Linked DNA regions of Homo sapiens: region 2 is linked to region 1. A link is an interaction called in ENCODE POLR2A ChIA-PET data of the cell type or tissue named here. Cell type or tissue: K562. All regions are shown on one strand. Each heading gives the region's core, and the rest is flanking DNA. Links, peaks and the distances in the headings are about the cores only. Region 1 overlaps GYS1 (glycogen synthase 1). Region 2 overlaps BICRA (BRD4 interacting chromatin remodeling complex associated protein).

Region 1 (5,000 bases), core at 1-5,000:
GACTGCGTCCCTAAAGTGGCCCGATAAAACTACCACTCCCAGCAGTTTTAGGGGTAGAGGTGGAGCCGTGTGCAGCAAGGCCCAAGGAGAGCTGAGAGTTGTAATTCTTTTATGGCTGTCTTGACCTTTTCTTTTCTTTCTTTTCCTTCTTTCGTGTGTGTGTGTATGTGTCCGCCTCGCTCTGTTGCCCAGTCTGGAGTGCAGTGGCATAATCATAGCTCACTGCAGCGGCATAATCATAGCTCACTGCAGCCTTGACCTCCTGAGCTCAAGGCATCCTCTGGCCTCAGCCTCCCAGGTAGCTGGGATAACAGGTGTATGCCACTATGCCCAGCTCATTTTTGTATTTTTGGTAGAGACAGGGTTTCATCATGTTGCCCAGGCTGGTCTCAAACTCCTGGGCTCAAGCGATCCTCCCACCTCAGCCTCCCAAAGTGCTGGGAATACTGACAGGTGTGAGCTACCAAGCTGGGCCTTGACTTTCTTTTGGGGGTGGGTGGGGGGCTAGTGTGGGATCTGGCTCTGTCCCCCAGGCTGGTGTACAGTGGCACAGTCATGGCTCACTGCAGCCTCAGCCTCCTGGTCTCAAGTGATCTTCCTGCTTTGGCCTCTCAAAGTGCTGAGATTACAGGCATGAGCCACCACACCTGGCCCTTTATTACATTTCTACACTTCCTTTTAAACTTCCCTTTGGGCTGGGAACAGGGACTCACGCTTGTAAACTCAGCACTTTGGGAGGCTGAGGCAGACAGAACACTTGAGGTCAGGAGCTTGAGACTGGCCTGGCCAACATGGTGAAATCTCGTTTCTACTAAAAATATATAAATTAGCTGGGTGTGGTGGCATGTGCCTGTAATCCCAGGTACTTGGGAGGCCAAGGCAGGAGTATTGCTTGAACCCAGGAGGCAGAGGTTGCAGTGAGCCGAGATCGTGCCACTGCACTCCAGCCTGGGCGACAGAGCGAGACTCCATCTCAAAATAAATAAATAAATATAATAAAAATAAATAAACAAATAAGCTTCCTTTTGCTCATTGACCCCAGAATCCCAGAGAAACCACACGTCCCAGCAACCCTCGTGGCAGAATAAGCCACAGAAAACAGCCCACCCTAAGTGCCTCGCCTCCAGCAACTGAAGTTGCACGAGTCAGCACGTGCCCTTCTGTGGACCTCAGAATAGATCCCTTCATAAAGGGCTGCAGGAGAAAGCAGGACTCCCAGCAATCTCTGGGGTCTGAGCTGGCCTGGCAAGCTGCCTCTGGGGCTGCCAGGAACTGCTATCTCTCTGCACAGAGGTCCAATCCATACCTGCGTTGCAAAGATGGCTCTCTTCATCATAGTGAAGTCTTCCTTATCCAGCATCTTGTTCATGTCGGGAAGGCTCCCACTGCAAGGCAAGCAGGGGCATGCATGTGAGAACGGAGTAATGAGAGGGGTTAGTCAGGGCCTAGGAGGGCACAGGGCTGAGGGTGGGGCACTCACACCAGTAAGGATTCATAAAGCTTCCTCCCGAACTTTTCCTTCACCGTGTTGGCCGTGTCCCTGGAGGAAGCAGAGCAACAGGGTCACATACACACCAGCTGCCATTTACTGTTAGGCTTCTTTAGTTAGTTTGTTTGTTTATTTTGAGACGGAGTTTGGCTCTTGTTGCCCAGGCTGGAATGCAATGGCGTGATCTCGGCTCACTGCAACCTCTGCCTCCCAGGTTCAAGCAATTCTCCTGCCTCAGCCTCCCGAGTAGCTGGGATTACAGGCATGAGCCACCGCGCCCGGCTAATTTTCTATTTTTAGTAGAGACGGGGTTTCTCCATGTTGGTCAGGCTGGTCTCAAACTCCCAACCTCAGGTAATCTGCCCACCTCGGCCTCCCAAAGTACTGGGATTAGAGGCTTGAGCCACTGTGCCCAGCAGTTTATTTATTATTATTATTATTATTATTGACAGAGTTACTCTGTCGTCCAGGCTGGAGCGCAGTGGTGCGATCTTGGCTCACTGCAACCTCTGCCTCTCAGGTTCAAGCAATTCTCCTGCCTCAGCCTCCTGAGTAGCCGGGATTACAGGCACCTGCCACCATGCCCGGCTAATTTTTGTAACTTTAGTAGAGACGGGGTTTCACCACGTTGGCCAGGCTGGTCTCGAACTCCTGACCTCTGGCTGGTAATTGGCCACCTCGGCCTCCCAAAGTGCTGGAATTACAGGCATGAGCTGCCGCGCCCAGCTACCCTTAGGTTTCTAGGATAGCAAGGAAACTGAGGTGTGAGCAGGGAAGCCGTGCCCTGGGGCCTCCAGGCTGGAGGATGGGGACCCAGGGGGCAGGCCCTGGAAGGCTTAGGACCCACGTGCCTGACATCAGCTGTGTGGTCAGGGACAGGTGGCCTTCCCTCTCTGACTGCAGTGACTCATTTTTCAGAGGAGGATGAAAATAGAATCAACCTCAGAGGTTTGCGATGAGGACCCAATGATGTCATGCCAAAAAGTACACATGGCAAGCCTTCCAGAAATGTCAGCTATTATTAGGACTTGTACTTGTCCTGCAGATGGCAATGCTAAGCCCCATTTTATACGAAAAGAAAGTAAGATTCTGAGAAAGGACCACTTAGGCACACAAGTAAAGCTAGCAGTGTCACACAACAGCCCCACGGTCACTCCTCCACTTAAAATCCTCCCATAGCTCTGGCCTCATTTATTTTTCTTTCTTTGTCTCTTTTTCTTTTTTCTTTTCTTTTTTTTTTTTTTTTTTTTTTTTTTTTTTTTTTTTTTTTTGAGACAGAGTCTTGCTCTGTCGCCCAGGATGGCGCAATCTCGGCCACTTTCTAGGTTCAAGAAATTCTCCTGCCTCAGCCTCCTGAGTAGCTGCAATTACAAGCGTGCGCCACCACATCTGGCTAATTTTTATATTTTTAGTACCGATGGGATTTCACCACGTTGACCAGGCTGATCTCGAACTCCTGACCTCAAGTGATCTGCCCTCCTCAGCCTCCCAAAGTGCTGGGATTACAGGTGTGAGCCACCGCGCCCAGCCTCTTTCTTTCTTTTTTTTTTTTTTTTTTTTGAGACCGAGTCTCACTGTCACCCATGCTGGAGTGCATTGGCGCGATCTTGGCTCACTGCAATCTCTGCCTCCCGGGTTCGAGCGATTCTCCTGCTTAGCCTCTCGAGTAGCTAGGACTACAGATGTGTGTCACCACGCCCTGCTGATTTTTTTTATTTTTAGGAAAGACGGGGTTTCACCATGTTGGTCAAGCTGGTCTCAAACTCCCGACCTCAGGTGATCCACCCGCCTCGGCCTCCCAAAGTGCCGGGATTACAGGTGTGAGCCACCACGCCCGACTTCTTTTTTATTTTTTTGAGACAGAGTCTCACTCTGTTGCCTAGGCTGGAGTGCAGTGGCGCAATCATGCCTCACTACAGCCTCAACCTCCAGGGCCAAAATGATCCTCCTGCCTCCTGTAGCTGGCACTACAGGTGCCCTCCATCTTGCCTCACTTTCTACCCCTTCTCTATGAGACATGTCACTCCAGCCCCATGGGACTCCCCACCGCGTCTCAATCATGCCTCGGGGCCTTCGAGTTTGCTGTTCCTCAGATACCCACAGGGCTTGCTCCCTCGTCACCTTTCCTCGTCTCTGCCCAATAACACTTTCTCAGTGTGGCCTGTCCTGACAACCCCGTCTCATATTCCAGTTCTGCTTTATTTTTGCCCAAAAGTAAATTCCGTCTACAGGATTTTCTAGAATACAAGCTCCATGAGGAAAGGGATCTTATCTTTCTGGTTCACAGCTGTATTCCCAGGACCTGGAATACATGAGGAGGGCAGGTCACTTGAGGTCAGGAGTTCAAGACCAGCCTGGTCAACGTGGTGAAATCCCATCGGTGCTAAAAATATAAAAATTAGCTAGCACATAGTAGATGCTCAGTGAGTATCTCTGCTAATGAATGAACGGTTTTACAGATGAAGAAACTGAGCTTTGCTGGGAGGCGGAGGTTACAGTGAGCTGAGATTACGCCACTGCACTCCAGCCTGGGCAACAGTGAGACTCTGTTTCAAAAAAAAAAAAAAATCAGAGAAAAGAAAAAGAAACTAAGCCAGGCGCAGTGGCTCACCCCTGTAATCCCAGCACTTTGGGATGCCAAGGCGGCTGGATCACCTGAGGTCAGGTGTTCAAGATCAGCCTGGCCAACATGGTGAAACCCCATCTCTACTAAAAATACAAAAAAAGGCTAGGTGTGGTGGCTCACGCCTGGAATCCCAGCACTTTGGGAGGCTGAGGCAGGCGGAACACCTGAGGTCAGGAGTTCAAGACCAGCCTGGCCAATATAGTGAAAACCTGTCTCTAATAAAAATAAAAAGTTAGCCAGGTGTGGTGGCACACCCCTGTAGTCCCAGCTACTCAGAGGCTGAGGCAGGAAAATCGCTTGAACCCAGGAGGCAGAGGTTGCAGTGAGCCGAGATCATGCCATTGCACTCCAGCTTGGGCGACAGAGCAAAACTCCATCTCAAAATAAAAAAAAAAAAGAGGGCCGGGTGCGGTGGCTCATGCCTGTAATTCCAGCACTTTGGGAGGCTGAGGCGGGCAGATCACGAGATCAGGAGTTTGAGACTAGTCTGGCCAATGTGGTGAAACCCCATCTCTACTGAAAATACAAAAATTAGCCAGGCATGGTGGTGTGCACCTGTAGTCCCAGCTACTCGAGAGGCTGAGGCAGATGACTTGCTTGAACCCAGGAGGTGGAGGTTGCAGTGAGCCAAGATCGCACCACTACACTCCAGCCTGGGCGACAGAGTGAGACTGTCTCAAAAACAAACAAACAAACAAACAAACAAAACAAAAAACTGAGACTCTAGGAGAAACACAGGACCCAAAGCATGCATCTGGGAGTGGGCTGCGCCAGGGGCCGGAGCGAGGGCTGCTAACCAAAGCTGTTTGCGCACAGCTTGGCCTTTGAGGGTTTCCACGTTGAAATTGTTGGTCCGCGCTGGCATGATGAAGAAGGCAACCACTG
Region 2 (16,040 bases), core at 5,564-10,563, 1.3 Mb before region 1:
CGCAGCTTGGGCAGAGGCGTGAAGGCAGGATTCCGGAATTCGAGGCAGTCACAGCAGGATCGCTTCGCAGGCCAGGCTCGGGGACTCAGTGCTGGGGATGCCTTGGGTTTTAGGCAGGCACCCAAGCCCCTGCCTTTGGGGCCTCTTTTCGGAGGCGAGAGTTTCCCATACCCCCAGCCCTCTCCCATCCCAACCCTTGTCTTTTTGTCCTGAGTGACCCTAAATTGGTTTCTGCTCCAGAGCATGGGCCTGCCCTGCTGACTTTTGACCTTGGATGGGGCGGGTCTTGTTGCAGCTTGACAGTGATGACCTCCTGGATAATCCCGGGGAGGCCCAAAGTGCCTTCTATGAAGGTCCTGGGGTAAGTGCCGTGGCTCCCGATCATTGCCTGAGCTGTTGGGGCTGCCAGCGGGAGGAGGGCCCTGAAGCCAAGAGGGGAGGCTTGGGCTCATCTCGTGAGGGCTGTTGACAGGAGGAGGGCGGGGGTGGGCCACCCAGGGTGGCTGGACCACCCTGGCAGTGCAGGAGGGAGCAGAGCTGGGGAACCCTGTGGGGGGCCAACATGGACAAGGCTGACTGTGCCTTGCAGACCCCTTGGGGAAGAGGTGAGGGTCCCCGAGGCCTTGGGGCCCTGGGGTGGCTCATGCAGAGTGGTTCTGGGGAGCTGAAGCGGATGTGGGTTGTGGGGTTCACAGGGGCACTCCTGGAGAGCAGAGGGCTGGGGGAGGCCTGGGGTCCTGCCCAACTCAGCCATGGCAGGGTGTGACCTAGGGGAGGGGCCTCCTCACCTGCAGACTTCAGTCTTCACCTGGGCAGTGAATATGGGTGCTGAGAAAAGCCCAGAGTGGCCAATGCAGAGGATGTTTATTGAGCACCTACTGTGTGCCTGACTATGCCGGTCCCATGACTAAGTGCCAGTTGTCCACACCACGGTGGCCACCTCCTTCCTCCTTCTCCCTCTTCTGTTGCTGCTTTCCCCCCTTCACCTTTTCCTCCCCCCACCTTCCTTCGGCCTCCCCCCTCCCCGCCTCCCCTTCCTCCTTCCCCCCCTCACCCTCCCCGCCTTCCCTCTTCATCATCAGAACACGCATTCACCAAACACTTATTATACGACCAGCCCTTCCTTGTTATCTTCATTTAGTTCTCACAGCTATAATATCATATTCCAAATAGCTTATCTTTCATAATATAAATGATGAGGAAATGTAGTAATTATATAATGTTGGTCTATTTACAGGCCCAGTAACAGTGGTGATCCTGTTACTATTTTGTGATCACACTTCTTACCACGACCATCATTTTTGTATACCCTAAGATCCCCATTCAGGTTCTAAACACTCTCCACACGTGACATCAGTGAATTTTCACAGGCATCCCAGGAGGCAGGTTGGTTGTGACCATCTGGCAGTTAAGAGCTCAGGGGGTTACAGTGGCCTGCCTGGTCCTCAGTCGGTTGGAGGCTGAGCCAGAGCCCTGTCTGCCTGCCACTCCCCGCCACTCACCAGTGGTTGACCCAGGCAGTTCCCTCGTCTGTGAAATGAGGAAGGGAGCAGCACCCGCCTCATGGGACTGTCACCAACAACAGCATGGAGAATCACAATAATAATGAGTGATGATGATAGATGCTTCTCGAGCACCTGCCAGGGGCCGGGTGATACCGTGAACCCTCCATGTGGATTTACTGAGAATCCTGGAAGCTGCAGATTTTGATGGGTTATCTGGTCAGTATTGGTGGAGATGGAAATCTGTATCATAAGTATTGTTTGTGGGGCTTTCCACACATATGCCTGCAGATATTTTTCCATGCGTGTCCTGGGTTGCAGTCCAGGATAGCATGAAAAGCACTTAAAAAGCATTGAGGCTGGGCACGGTGGCTCACGCCTGTAATCCCAGCACTTTGGGAGGCCGAGGTGGGCGGATCACCTGAGGTCGGGAGTTCGAGACCAGCCTGACCAACATGGAGAAACCCTGTCTCTACCAAAAATACAAAATTAGCCGGGCATGGTGGCACACGCCTGTAATCCCGGCTGCTTGGGAGGCTAAGGCAGGAGAATTGCTTGAACTCGTGGGCGGAGATTGTGGTGAGCCAGGATCACACCATTGCACTCCAGCCTGGGCAACAAGAGTGGAAACTCCGTCTCAAAAAAAACCCAAAGAAACAAAAAGCATTGAACTCACAGTGCGGTTGGCACAGAAGTTCACAAATGGGAGCCACTGCTGATGTGAGCTTTACTCCACCAGAACTACGACTGCTTGTCAGAAACCTTTAGGGCCAGGTGTGTTTCAGAATTTCGAATTTCTCCAATTCTGGAAAAGTGGTGCCATATGTGTGGTGTGTGTCATGTCACACGCTTGCCTTTCGGCGGCCAAACTTGGGATGTCACATCATGTGGATAAATGGATCCCACCTAAAGTGCCATGTTGGTTCTGGTCAGGTTTTGCTGCCAACAGAGCTATGAAAACAGTCTCAGTTCTTAGAGCTTTTTGGGTTTTGTAATTACAGATAAGTGTTGTGGGCCTATATCACTATTTAAACAATAGTTGCTTATTTTTATTTATTTTTGTTTTGTTTTGTTTTGAGATGGAGTCTCACTCTGTCACCCAGGCTGGAGGGCATTGGTAGGATCTCAGCTCATTACAGCCTCCACCTCCCAGGTTCAAGCCATTCTCCTGCCTCAGCCTCCCGAGTAGCTGGGACTGCAGGCACGTGCCACCACGCCTGGCTAATTTTCGTATTTTTAGTAGAGATGGTGTTTCACCATGTTGGTCAGGCAGGTCTCAAACTCCTAGGCTCAAGTGATCCACCTGCCTCTGCCTCCCAAAGTGCTGGGATTACAGGTGTGAGCCACCGTGCCTAGACTTTATTTTTGTTTTTTGGGCGTCAGCTGGTAGAGATTGGGGGACAGCACCCCCGCGGGCTTGGGCTGGATGGGCATGGGCGTGCGATGCAGGATCACGTTGGGCGCCGGGACCAGTGGTGACAAGCTGAGGCCTGGGGCCACCACCAGCGGCTTTCCTGAGGGTGCCCCGCTGGGTCTTACTCTTGTCACTTAGGCTGGAGTACAGTGACACAATCATAGCTCACCGTAGCCTGGAACTCCTGGGCTTAAGAGATCCTCTCACCTCAGGCTCCCAAAGTGCTAAGATTACAGGCGTGAGTCACTGTGGCCTTGAACAGTAGTTTTTTTTATTACATTTTACTGATGGGTACAGATGAAGAAACTGAGGTCAGATCAAGCACGCCCTAGGTTACACAGCTAAGCCTTGGCAGAGCTGGGATTTGATCCCGGGTCCAGCCACTTGCAGGTGGAATGTTCTTTTTTCTTTTTTTTTTCTTTTTTTCTTCTTTTTTTTTTTTTCTTCTCAAAGTCTTGCCCTGTCACCGAGGCTGGAGTGTAGTGAAGTGCTCGTAGCTCCACTCTGCAGCCTCAAACTCCTGGGCTCCAGTGATCCTCTCACCTCAGCCTCCCAAGTAGCTAAGACCACAGGCACATGCTGCCACCCCTGACTAATTTTTCTTTTTTAAAATTTTTTTCTCACTGCGTTGCCCAGGCTGGTCTCAAACTCTTTGGCTCAAGCCATCCATCCTCCTACCTCAGCCTCCCAAAGTGCTGAGATTACAAGCGTGAACCACCATGCCAGGAGGGAATGTTCTTTCTTGAACGTGGCTGCCCTGTCACCTCAGCATTCTTTGCGGCAGCTGTGGCCTAAGCGTAGCCCCTTGCTAACCTCAGCTCTTTCCTTCCCACCTTTCCCGGCCTGCAGCTCCATGTGCAAGAAGCTTCCGGCAACCACCTGAACCCAGAGCCCAACCAGCCGGCCCCCAGTGTGGACCTAGACTTCCTGGAAGATGACATCCTGGGCTCTCCTGCGACAGGGGGCGGCGGCGGGGGCAGTGGGGGCGCTGACCAGCCCTGTGACATCCTCCAGCAGAGCCTCCAAGAGGCCAACATCACGGAGCAGACGCTGGAGGCCGAGGCTGAGCTGGACCTGGGTCCCTTCCAGCTGCCCACCCTGCAGCCTGCGGATGGCGGGGCAGGCCCGACGGGCGCTGGAGGGGCAGCGGCCGTGGCTGCGGGGCCCCAAGCCCTCTTCCCAGGCAGCACCGACCTGCTGGGGCTGCAGGGCCCGCCTACCGTGCTGACCCACCAGGCCCTGGTGCCGCCCCAGGACGTGGTCAACAAGGCCCTGAGTGTGCAGCCCTTCCTGCAGCCTGTGGGCCTGGGCAATGTGACACTGCAGCCCATCCCGGGCCTCCAAGGCCTGCCCAATGGCAGCCCTGGGGGTGCCACGGCGGCCACACTGGGCCTGGCGCCCATCCAGGTGGTGGGCCAGCCCGTCATGGCGCTCAACACGCCCACCTCCCAGCTCCTGGCCAAGCAGGTGCCCGTCAGCGGCTACCTGGCCTCGGCGGCTGGCCCCTCGGAGCCCGTGACGCTGGCGTCGGCCGGTGTCTCGCCACAGGGGGCTGGCCTGGTCATCCAGAAGAACCTCTCGGCCGCTGTGGCCACCACGCTCAATGGGAACTCTGTGTTCGGAGGCGCGGGGGCCGCCTCGGCTCCCACCGGGACGCCCTCGGGACAGCCGCTGGCGGTGGCCCCAGGCCTCGGCTCGTCGCCACTGGTCCCGGCGCCCAACGTGATCCTGCATCGCACACCCACGCCCATCCAGCCCAAGCCCGCGGGGGTGCTGCCGCCCAAGCTCTACCAGCTGACGCCCAAGCCGTTTGCGCCCGCGGGCGCCACGCTCACCATCCAGGGCGAGCCGGGGGCGCTCCCGCAGCAGCCCAAGGCCCCGCAGAACCTGACGTTCATGGCGGCGGGGAAGGCGGGCCAGAACGTGGTGCTGTCGGGCTTCCCCGCGCCTGCGCTGCAAGCGAACGTCTTCAAGCAGCCACCGGCCACCACCACCGGAGCGGCCCCGCCGCAGCCCCCCGGGGCCCTGAGCAAACCCATGAGCGTCCACCTCCTGAACCAAGGCAGCAGCATCGTCATCCCCGCCCAGCACATGCTGCCGGGCCAGAACCAGTTCCTACTGCCTGGCGCCCCGGCGGTCCAGCTCCCGCAGCAGCTCTCAGCCCTGCCGGCCAACGTGGGCGGGCAGATCCTGGCGGCCGCTGCCCCCCACACAGGTGGACAGCTCATCGCGAACCCCATCCTCACAAACCAGAACCTGGCGGGCCCACTGAGCCTGGGCCCCGTGTTGGCCCCCCACTCCGGGGCCCACAGCGCGCACATCCTCTCCGCCGCTCCCATCCAGGTGGGCCAGCCTGCGCTCTTCCAGATGCCCGTGTCGCTGGCGGCGGGCAGCCTGCCCACGCAGAGCCAGCCAGCGCCCGCCGGGCCGGCCGCCACCACTGTCCTCCAGGGGGTCACCCTGCCCCCCAGCGCCGTGGCCATGCTCAACACCCCCGACGGCCTGGTGCAGCCGGCCACCCCTGCCGCTGCCACCGGGGAGGCCGCGCCTGTCCTCACGGTGCAGCCTGCCCCCCAGGCGCCCCCCGCGGTCAGCACACCCCTGCCCCTGGGCCTCCAGCAGCCGCAGGCGCAGCAGCCCCCGCAGGCCCCCACCCCACAGGCCGCCGCCCCGCCTCAGGCCACCACCCCCCAGCCCAGCCCTGGCCTGGCGTCTAGCCCGGAGAAGATCGTCCTGGGGCAGCCGCCCTCTGCCACCCCCACGGCCATCCTCACTCAGGACTCCCTGCAGATGTTCCTGCCCCAGGTAAGCAGGGCGGGGCAAGGGAGCAGGTACCGGAGGAGGCGGGTTTGGGAGGAAGAGGGGTCCTGGGGCGAGGCGCCAAGATCCAAAAGTGGATGCCACTGTGGCAGCTGGGGGGGGAAGGTCTCAGTCATGGCACAGGTGGCCCCTAAGAGGAGGCCCGAAGGGTGAGGGCCCTGGCTGAACTGGCAGGAAGATGGATTGGCAGGTTGGCTGACTGATAGACAAGGGGCAGGACAACTGTTAGGCAGTGAGAGGGACTGGCAGACAGACAGACAAAGAGAGGGACCAGTGAACAGACAGAAGGGTAGGCACTGGCTGGGCTGCTGACAGATGGAGAGGAGAGGGACCGGCAGGGAGAGGGACTACCCGACGGACAGAGAAGGGCAGGCACTGGCTGGCCTGCTGACAGACAAGGAGAGGAATCTCAGAGAGAAAGTGGACGAGACAGGGACAGAGGGACAGGCAGGTGGGGCAGGAGAGAGGCAGGGCAACGTGGAGCTGGCAGAGGGGCCAATGGGAGCTCAGAATGGAGCAGGCTGCCTGGGTTTCGGCCTCTGTGCCTGGCACCCTGCCTGCCAGGCTGCCCACTACCCCATTCTCTGGAACCCTGGGAGCGTCAATAGGGGCAGGGGTCTCGGGTGGGGAGGTCGAGGGCCTGTGGGGGCGGCTTTCTGATCCTGTGCGGGCTGCCCGTTGCAGGAGAGGAGCCAGCAGCCCCTCTCCGCAGAGGGCCCCCACCTCTCCGTGCCTGCCTCGGTCATAGTCAGCGCCCCGCCTCCCGCCCAAGACCCAGCCCCAGCCACCCCCGTCGCCAAAGGAGCTGGCCTCGGCCCTCAGGCCCCCGACAGCCAGGCTTCCCCGGCTCCGGCCCCCCAGGTAGAGGGACCCCAGCAGCCTGTGTCCGCAGCACAGACCCAGCCTCGCCCCTCCTGCCCGCTCTCCCGCTCCTCGCTCTCCGCCCTGCCTGCGTCTCTGTTCTGCTGACTTGGAACACAGAGCTCTCCTTCACCCCCCAAGTGTCTCCTAGTGATCATGGATGCCTGAGACCAGGGCCGGCCCTGGGGGAGCCCACGCGCTGCAGGAATGCAAGACACACACGGAAGGAAATCTGTTCTTTCCTAAAATTATAATTTTCAAATCTGAATAAGTAATACATTCAGATAATTCACATTTCAAACGGTACAAAAAGATGCATAGTGGAAAGCCCCCGTCTCCTGAACCGTGGCCTCCTGTTGTCCTCCCAAGGTGGTTTCTTGCATTTGTTATCTGGATAGGGAAACAGAATCAAATAGATTCTTTTCCTTCAATTTTTACAAAAAGGGTAGCATCTTCTGCCTGCGGTATTGCATCTTTTATTATTTAAAAATTGATCTTGGAGACCATTCTTCATTCTCTCTCTCTTTTTTTTTTTTTGAAATGGAGTCTCACTCTATCACCCAGGCTGGAGTGCAGTGGCGCGATCTTGGCTCACTGCAACCTCCGCCTCCGATGTTTAAGTGATTCTCCTGCCTCCACCTCCCGCGTAGCTGGAGTTACAGGTGCCCGCCACCATGCTGGGCTAATTTTTGTATTTTTAATAGAGACGGGGTTTCACCATGTTGCCCAGGCTGGTCTTGAACTCCAGACCTCAAGTGATCCGCCCGCCTCAGCCTCCCAAAGTGCTGAGATTACATGTGTAGGCCACTGTGCCTGGCCCCATTCTTCATTCTCTTGTGTGACTGCGTAGTATTCCACTGTGTGGGTGTGCGGATATTTATTTAGCCAGTCTAAATTGTTGTTAGGTTTTTAGGTCACTTCTGATCTCTAGCTATTATGAACAAGGCTGCAAAGAATGCCTTTGTATGTATGTCGTTTTGTAGGGTAAGTTCTTCAAAAGGAATTTGCTGGCTCTAAAGGCATATGCATTTTTATCTCTGACAGACATTGCCAAATTGCCGCCTGTGGAGTGTAAATTAGTTTAACCTTTATCAGCAATATGTGGTTGTGCCTTTTTTCCCCCGCCCCCCGCAACCTCACCAGTATGTTGAACTTGGCCAATCTAGATAGGTGAAAAATAGTATCTTGTTTTGTTTTCATTTGCATTTCTTTTATTGTGAATGAGGTCGGGCAGATTTTCATAAAAGTAAGAGCCATTTGTACTTTCTGTTCTATGAAACTGCTCATACCCTTTGCCATTGTAAAATCTGGGTTGCTGTCATTTTGCTGTAGATTTGTAGAAACTCTTTACATATTAGGAAAATTAGCCTTTTGTCTTAAAGTAATAACCATTATGCTTACGAGTCATAACATAACAGGTTAGGGAGGGCTACGTTCTTTTTTTTTTTTTGAGATGGAGTCTCGCTCTGTTGCCCAGGCTGGAGTGCGGTGTCGCGATCTCTGCTCACTGCAAGCTCCGCCTCTCGGGTTCACGCCATTCTCCTGCCTCAGCCTCCCGAGTAGCTGGGACTACAGGCGCCCGCCACCACGCCGGGCTAATTTTTTGTATTTTTAGTAGAGACGGGGTTTCACCATGTTAGCCAGGATGGTCTCGATCTCCTGACCTCGTTATCCACCCGCCTCAGCCTCCCAAAGTGCTGGGATTATAGGCGTGAGCCACCGCACCTGGCCTACCTTCTTATTCTAGAGCAGTGAATGTGGTACTCATTCAAAAAAGACCAGTGGATAGGTAGGAAGAGGAGAGTGTGACAGTGACAAGGGCAGGATGGCAGAAGTCAGCACAGGCTTTGACCTCGAACGGCCATGGTTTCACTTGCACGCTCTCCCACTTACCATTTAACCTTCAGCAACCAGTTTTTCATTCCATCAGCAGGTGCCTAGGCAGGCTGAGGGAGCACTTAGGTGGAGTAAACGAGTTACTATATGCTTAGCACAAAGTAAGCACTTGATAAATGTTTGCTTTTATTATTATTACTATTATCTTGAGGGGGACAGAGTCCCACTCCGTCGCCTAGGCTGCAGTGCAGTGGCAAGATCTCGGCTCGCTGCAATCTCCACCTCCTGGGTTCAAGTGATTCTCCTGCCTCAGCTTCTGGGTAGCTGGGATTACAGGTGCCTGCCACCATGTTTGGCTAATTTTCATATTTTTAGTAGAGATAGTGTATCACCATGTTGGCCAAGCTGGTCTCAAACGCCTGACCTCAGGTGAACCACCTGCCTCGGCCTCCCAAATTGCTGGGATTTACAGGCGCCCGCCACCATGCCTGGCTAATTTCTATATTTTTAGTAGAGAGATGGGGTTTCGCCATGTTGGCCAGGCTGGTCTCAAACTCCTGACCTCAGGTGATCCACCCACCTCAGCCTCCCAGAGTGCTGGGATGACAGGTGTGAGACACCGCGCCCGGCCTAGCACTCTCTCATTTAAACCTCACCACCTCCACCAGGTAGGTGGTAGCATCTCATTTTGCAGGTGAGGAAACAGAGGCACAGGGAGAATAATTAGCTTGCCCAAGGTTGCACAGCTGGCAAATGGTAGGGCCTGGATTAAAAACCCTGGGGGCTTATTGCTGGAAACACCTGAAGTCTTGAGAAAGCCAGACCTGGGTGTGAATCCAGCTCTGCTTAGTGGAGCTCTCTGAGGCATGGATTTTGCATCTAAAATGGGAATAAGCCCAGTGACCTGACATGATGGCACTGCACAGAGCCAGCGCTCAGTGAACAGACACTTACTGTTAGCAGTTGCAGTAATGATGCTGTAGCTGAACTTATTTTTTTGGAAACAGGGTCTGGTTCTGTCACCCAGGCTGGAGTACACTGGTGCAATATTGACTCCTACAACCTCCGCCTCCCATGCTTAAGTGATCCTCCCACCTCAGCCTCCGAAGTAGCTGGGACTACAGGCATGTGCCACCACGCACAGCTAATTTTTTTTTTTTTTGTATTTTGTTTTGTGGGGGAGATATGGGGTCTCACTATGCAGCCCAGGCTGGTCTCGAACTCCTAGGCTTAGTAATCCTCCCACCTTGGCTTCTCACAGGGCTGGGATTATGGACGTGAGCCACTGTGCCTGGCCACGCGGATGACCTTTGAGAAGGAAGCTTAGTGCGCACAGGCAGGTGTGCACACGAGCTGATTCTTAGTCACACACAGAGGCTCGGAGGCACAAGGTAGGGCCCTCCGCAGTAGCTGTATCTGCAGCAGTGGGGACCCAGCATGACAGAAGGTGGTCAGTGAATGTTTGTTGGGTGAGCAAATGGATGGACAGATGGATGGCTGAATAGACGGACGGATGGATGGCATGGGTGGGTGTGTGACTGGGTGATTGGCCAAGTGTCCCCTGGTGGGGACAGAATCATCCAGACTGGGAACCGCTATCCTGTGGATATGCAGGAATGCACGGAATAGCAGTTCCCAATCTGGGTGATTCTTACTGTTTGTAAGAATAGTGGTTCCCTTACTGTCCGAACTCCAACCCCTGCACTCGGAAGGAACTCTGTGCTCTCTGTACCCAGATGGATTTGGCAGCCTCTGTGTGTGTGTGTGTGTGTGTGTGTGTGTGTGTGTGTGTGTGTGTGCGCGCGCGCGCGCATGCGTACATTTTCCCTTTGTGTTAACACAAACAGAAATGCAAAGACTGTGTTCTGCATCTGGCTTTGCTTATTTAGCAACGCATCTTGGAGCACTGGCTTTCAGACCTTTTTTTTTCCTTGACCCACCACCCGGGATAAGAATTTGTTTTTTTTTTTTTTTCTCTGTCACCCAGGCTGGAGTGCAGTGGCACGATCTTGGCTAACTGCAACCTTCACCTCCCAGGTTCAAGCGATTCTCCTGCCTCAGCCTCCCGAGTAGCTGGGACTACAGGCGCACGCCACCGCATCCAGCTAATATTTGTATTTTTAGTAGAGACAGGTTTTCTCCATGTTGGCCAGGCTGGTCTTGAACTCCTTACCTCAGGTGATCTGTCTGCCTTGGCCTCCCAAAGTCCTGGGATTACAGGCATGAGCCACCATGCCCGGCACAAGAATTTCATTTTATGTCACCACCCAGGACATGCATACATATATGTATTTGTATATATACACATATCACTGAAACAAAAGTTTCATGAAATATTACCTATATTACAATGTGTGATACACATCAATATTTTCTATTTTGTTTCCATTGTTTTTTCTGGGGTTAGCGGGGAGGCATGGAGTCTCCCTCTGCTGCCCAGGCTGGAGTGTAGTGGCACTATCTCGGCTCACTGCAACCTCCACCTCCCAGGTTCAAGCGATTCTCCTGCCTCAGCTTCCCAAGTAGCTGGGATTACAGGAGTGCCCCACCATGCCAAGCTGATTTTTGTATTTTTAGTTGAGACAAGGTTTCACCATGTTGCCGAGGGTGGTCTCAAACTCCTGACCTCAGGTGATCTGCCCACCTTGGCCTCCCAAAGTGCTGAGATTACAGGCGTGAGCCACTGCGCCCAGCCTCTACTGTTCTTTTTAAGTGCTGGTTCCAACTCCCTAAGATGACTTGAGCCATTACCAATGGTTACTATGTGTAGGGGTGTGTTTTTATTTTTGGGGGTTTTTTTGCAAGCTACCATCTGGGAAGATTGCTGTGATGTGGGAGTTAGGAAATAGGACTTGGCCACTTACAGGCCCTGTGACCTTCAGCAGGCTGCTTGCCTCTCTGTTGTACCACGGTGTCCTTGCGTGCAGAATCAGAATGATAGGAACAGCGGCTACTTTGTAGAGCTGTGAGGGTTAAATAAACTAATATCTGTAAATTAATAGATGTATATTAACATTAAAATGTTTTAGAACAGAGTTGGGCATGTTGAAAGAGCTATGAAGGGAAAGAAGCCAGGCAAACTTTCTTTTTGCTTATTTGATTTTTATTCATTTATTTGTTTATTTTTCTGGGCAACTTTCTATAAAGAGGCAATAGTAAACGTTTCAGGCTTTTGCGGGCCATATGGTCTCTGTTATTATAGCACAAAAGCAGCCACAGACCATATGTAAATGAATGAACACGGGAGTGTTCCAATAAAACTTTATTTAAGGACACTGAAATTGGAATTTCATGTAATTTTTGCAAGTCACGAAATAGTATTCTTATGATTTTTTTTCTTCAACTGTTTAAAAATGTAAAAATTATTCTTGGCTTGTGGGCTATAGTTTGCCTCTTTCTTTTGATGTCTTTATTGTGTTTTGTGATATGGACATACCATTATTTCTTTATTCAGTCCCCTCTTGAGGAATACTTCAGGTGGTTTATTTGTCATTGTTAACAAACAAAACTCCTATAAGATATTCTTGACTGAGCGTGTTGGCTCACACCTGTAGTCTCAGCACTTTGGGAGGCCGAGGCGGGCAATCACCTGAGGTCAGGAGTGTGAGACCAGCCTGGCCAACATGGGGAAACCCCATCTCTACTAAAAATACAAAAATGAGCCAGGCGTGATGGTGGGCACCTGTAATCCCAGCTATGCTACTTGGGAGGCTGAGGCAGGGGAATCCCTTGAACCTGGGAGGCGGAGATTGTAGTGAGCCTAGAGAGGGTTGCAGTGAGCTGAGATCGTGCCACTACACTCTAGCCTAGGCAGCAGAGTGAGACTCTGCCTCAAAAAAAAAAAAAAAAACTTGCACCCATGCTTTGCACACAGGTATGAAAGTACTTGTAGGGTAAATTTCTAGAAATAGAATTGCCAGACGTAGATGATAAGCTTTCCAGCCATTTTGTGGAAAGTGCTAAACCTTTTTGAAAAGGTTCATGCCAGTGATGGCTTCACTTGGTCCTGCAGCTTTACTGACACACGAGATTAGCAGCTGGCCTGTTCTTTGCCAGGCTGGAAAGTGACACACCCCCTGTGCTTTTCTCTAATTGTGTGTGAAGTTGAGCATCTTGCCGCCTCCACGTGGGGCTCTCGAAATCTCTTGGAAGCTGGGCGTGGTGGCTCATGCCTGTAGTCCCAGCTACTCAGGAGGGAGGCTGAGGCAGGAGGATCACCTGAGCCCAGGAGTTTGAGGTCAGCCTGAACAACATAGCGAGATCTCATTTCTGAAGAAAGAAAGAAATGGAAGGAAGAGAAGGAGGGAATCTCTTGGTGAACAATCCACTCATATGTTAGTTTTTTTGCTTTGGGAAGCTAAGATGGGGGATCACTTGAGGCTAGCAGTTGAAGACCAAATAATAATAATAATTTTGTGCTCATTTAGAGAATGTAGAAAATACAGAAAAGAACAAAGAAGAAAAATAAGTCACATGTAATACCACTGTGTGCAAGCAGTTGGTAAAAAAAAATTTTTTCTGGCCAGGCACAGTGGCTCATGCCTGTAATCCCAACATTTTGGGAAGCCGAGTTGGGTGGATCACGAGGTCAAGATATCGAGACCATCCTGGCCAACATGGTGAAACCCCGTCTCTACTAAAAATACAAAAATTAGCTGGGCATGGTGGTGTGTGCCTGTAATCCCAGCTACTCAGGAGGCTGAGGCAGGAGAATTGCTTGAACCCGGGAGGCGGAGGTTGCAGCAAGCGAGCTGAGATTGAGCCACTGCATTCCAGCCTGGGTGACAGAGCGAGACTCCGTCTCAAAAAAAAAAAATTTTTTTTTCTTTGTTTTGTTTTATTTTTTGTTTTTGAGACAGAGTCTCTCTCTCTCTCTCGCCCGGGCTGGAGTGCAGTGGCGCGATCTCGGCTCACGGCAACCTCTGTCTCTGGGATTGGAGCAATTCTTCTGCCTCAGCCTCCCAAGTAACTTGGATTTACAGGCACATGCCAGCAAGCCCGGCTAATTTTTGTATTTTTAGAGAGACGAGGTTTCACCATGTTGGCCAGGCTGGTCTTGGACTCCTGACCTCAAGTGATCCACCCGCCTTGGCATCCCAAAGTGCTGGGATTACAGGTGTGAGCCACTATGCCAGGCCTAGCTTTGTTTTTTCTAAGACAAATATTGTAGAAGAAGTAATATTTTGGTATGAAGTTTCTGTTTAACCCCCCGACCCCAATTTTATTTAAAACATTTTTTAAATAAGTCATTTTATTCACATAGTATGATCATCAGAAAGTTTTTTTTTCTTTTTTTCCAGAGACAGGGTCTTGCTCTGTTGCCCAGGCTGGTCTTGAACTCCTGGGCTCAAGCAGTCCTCCTGCCTTGGCCTCCGAGAGTGCTGGGATTACAGGCATGAGCCACTGAGCCTGGCCTAATTTATTTTTATTTATTTTTTCTGAGACTGAGTCTCTCTCTGTCGCCCAGGCTGGAGTGCAGTGGCAAGATCTTGGCTCACTGCAAGCTACGCCTGCTGGGTTCAAGCAGTTCTCCCTGCCTCAGCCTCCGGAGTAGCTGGGATTACAGGTGCACACCATCCCGCCCTGCTAATTTCTGTATTTTTAGTAGAGACAGGGTTTCGCCATGTTGGCCAGGCTGGTCTTGAACTCCTGACCTCAGGTGATCCGCCTGCCTGGCCTCCCAAAGTACTGGGATTATTATAGGCGTGAGCCACCACGCCTGGCCACCTGGCCTAATTTTTGTATCCCTTTCCAGTTCTTCGTGTATATACAACCTAGTGCAAATATGGTTTACGTTTCTCTCCCATTTGTACCCAAAGGGGAGCTCATTATGTACTTACTGTGGCAGCAACAGTGAGTTTGCTTGTTTTCTGTTAGAGTCTTGAAGTATTCCTTTGTACAGAAGAGCCACAGTTCATTTCCCCAGGAAATGCCATATTGATGCACTTTAGACCATATCCAGATTTTGGCGTTCTACACGAAGCTGCAGGAAACAACTTGTTCACCTGTTTTGTTTTTGTTTTTGTTTTTGAGACAGAGTTTCGCTCTTTTTGCCCAGGCTGGAGTGCAATGGCGTGATACTGGCTCACTGCAACCTCCGCCTCCCAGGTTCAAGCAATTCTCCTGACTCAGCCTCCCTAGTAGCTGGGATTACAGGTGCACGCCACCATGCCCAGCTAATTTTTGTATTTTTAATAGAGACGGGGTTTCACCATGTTGGCCAGGCTGGTCTCAAACTCCTGACCTCAGGTGATCCACCCGCCTCAGCCTCCCAAAGTGCTGGGATTACAGGTGTGAGCCACCGCGCCCGGCCTACTTGTTCACCTGTTATTTCCCACATATGCAGGTCTGTTTACTTCCTGGAAGCCTGTTTGCTGGACTAAAGCAAATGTGCATTTATAACTTGGATAGCTACTGCTGAATTGCGTTCCTCTTGAGTTGTAGCAAATTGTGCCAGTTGAGACCCCTAAGGGCAGTATATACAAGCATCTTTACTAGACATAGGCTTTATTCCTAATGCGACGGGTGGTAAATGGTACCCTAGGGTGAAAAATAGTGCCCTGGGGTGCGTTTTGCTGTGCATTTCTCTTATTACAAGTGAGGTTGAGTAGCTCTGAAAATACTTAAGCCTTTTGTCTTTCCTTTTCTGTGCACTGTCTGATCATATCCTTTGCCCCTTTTTCACCAGTTGTAATTCTTAGTGATTTCTAGAGTCTCTCTATATATGAGAGAGATGAACTTTGTATTTGGAGTTGCAACTGTTTTCCCCAGTAAGTCATTTGGCATGTGACTTAATTTGTGGATTGTGTGTGTGTGTGTGTGTGTGCGCACTTTTGATGAGAATGAAATTAAATTTTTTTAATTTTTTGGTATCTTTAAGCTTTTTATGTTTAAATGACTTCAAACACATAAAAAGTTTCAGAATTAGTACAGAGAGCTCATAGGAGTTCTTTACTCCTCAACTAGATGTATTAGTTATCTATTGCTATGCAGGAAATTACCCTCAAAACTTAGCAGCTTCAAACAGCAAGTATTCACGTGTCTCACACTGTTTCTAAACATTAGGAATCTGAAAGCAGCTTAGCTAGGAGGTTCTAGCTCTGGATCTCCCATGAAGTTGTGGTCATCTGAAGGTCCCACTGATCTGGAGAACCTGCTCCCACGCTCACTTGTGTGGCTATTAGCAGGAGGCCTCAATTGCTTCCTCAGTGGGCCTCTCCAAAGGGCAGCACATGACACACAGCGGTTGGCTTCCCGCAAAGTGAGTGACCCAATAGAAACAGACAGAATGCTCAGGATGGGAGCCGCAGGCTTTTTATAACTAATCTTGGAAGTGTCATATAATCACTTCTGCCAAATTCTATTGGCCACAAAGACCAGCATATGGGAGGGGACTGAACACAAGGAGGTGAGGATTGTTGGTGGCTGCCTCCCACGTCTACCCATTGTCAGCCTTTTGCTACATCTGCCTTGACCTTAGCATTCTCATTCTGTGTACACTTTTTTCTGAATCAGTTGAGAGTAAGTTGCAACCATTATACCCGTTTGCCCCTTAATATTTTATTTTATTTATTTATGTATTTATTTATTTTTGAGTCTGAGTCTCA

The links. Peaks named below come from ENCODE experiments on the same cell type or tissue, not always from the same donor. Only the 100,000 strongest peaks of a DNase experiment are listed, where the experiment ranks them.
Region 2: POLR2A ChIA-PET joins it to region 1 with 6 read pairs; 1 of 35 experiments calls an interaction of 5 or more read pairs at or near these places.

Annotation. Positions count from the first base shown.
Region 1 is chr19:48,976,618-48,981,617 of GRCh38, forward strand. GYS1 (glycogen synthase 1) reads right to left here. Exons shown (of 16, transcript NM_002103.5): 8 at 4,913-5,000; 9 at 1,481-1,540; 10 at 1,307-1,385. Among named protein-coding and RNA genes, the nearest start is that of FTL, 14 kb to the left of the region's middle. RefSeq lists an enhancer at 2,345-2,584. In K562, for the core only: a CTCF peak has its summit at 2,531 (motif pointing right); a DNase peak (open chromatin) is centred at 2,425.
Region 2 is chr19:47,675,556-47,691,595 of GRCh38, forward strand. It overlaps BICRA (BRD4 interacting chromatin remodeling complex associated protein), which reads left to right. Exons shown (of 15, transcript NM_001394372.1): 5 at 296-361; 6 at 3,766-5,721; 7 at 6,421-6,597. Among named protein-coding and RNA genes, the nearest start is that of EHD2, 30 kb to the right of the region's middle. In K562, for the core only: no CTCF peak of the experiment used is centred there; a DNase peak (open chromatin) is centred at 7,706.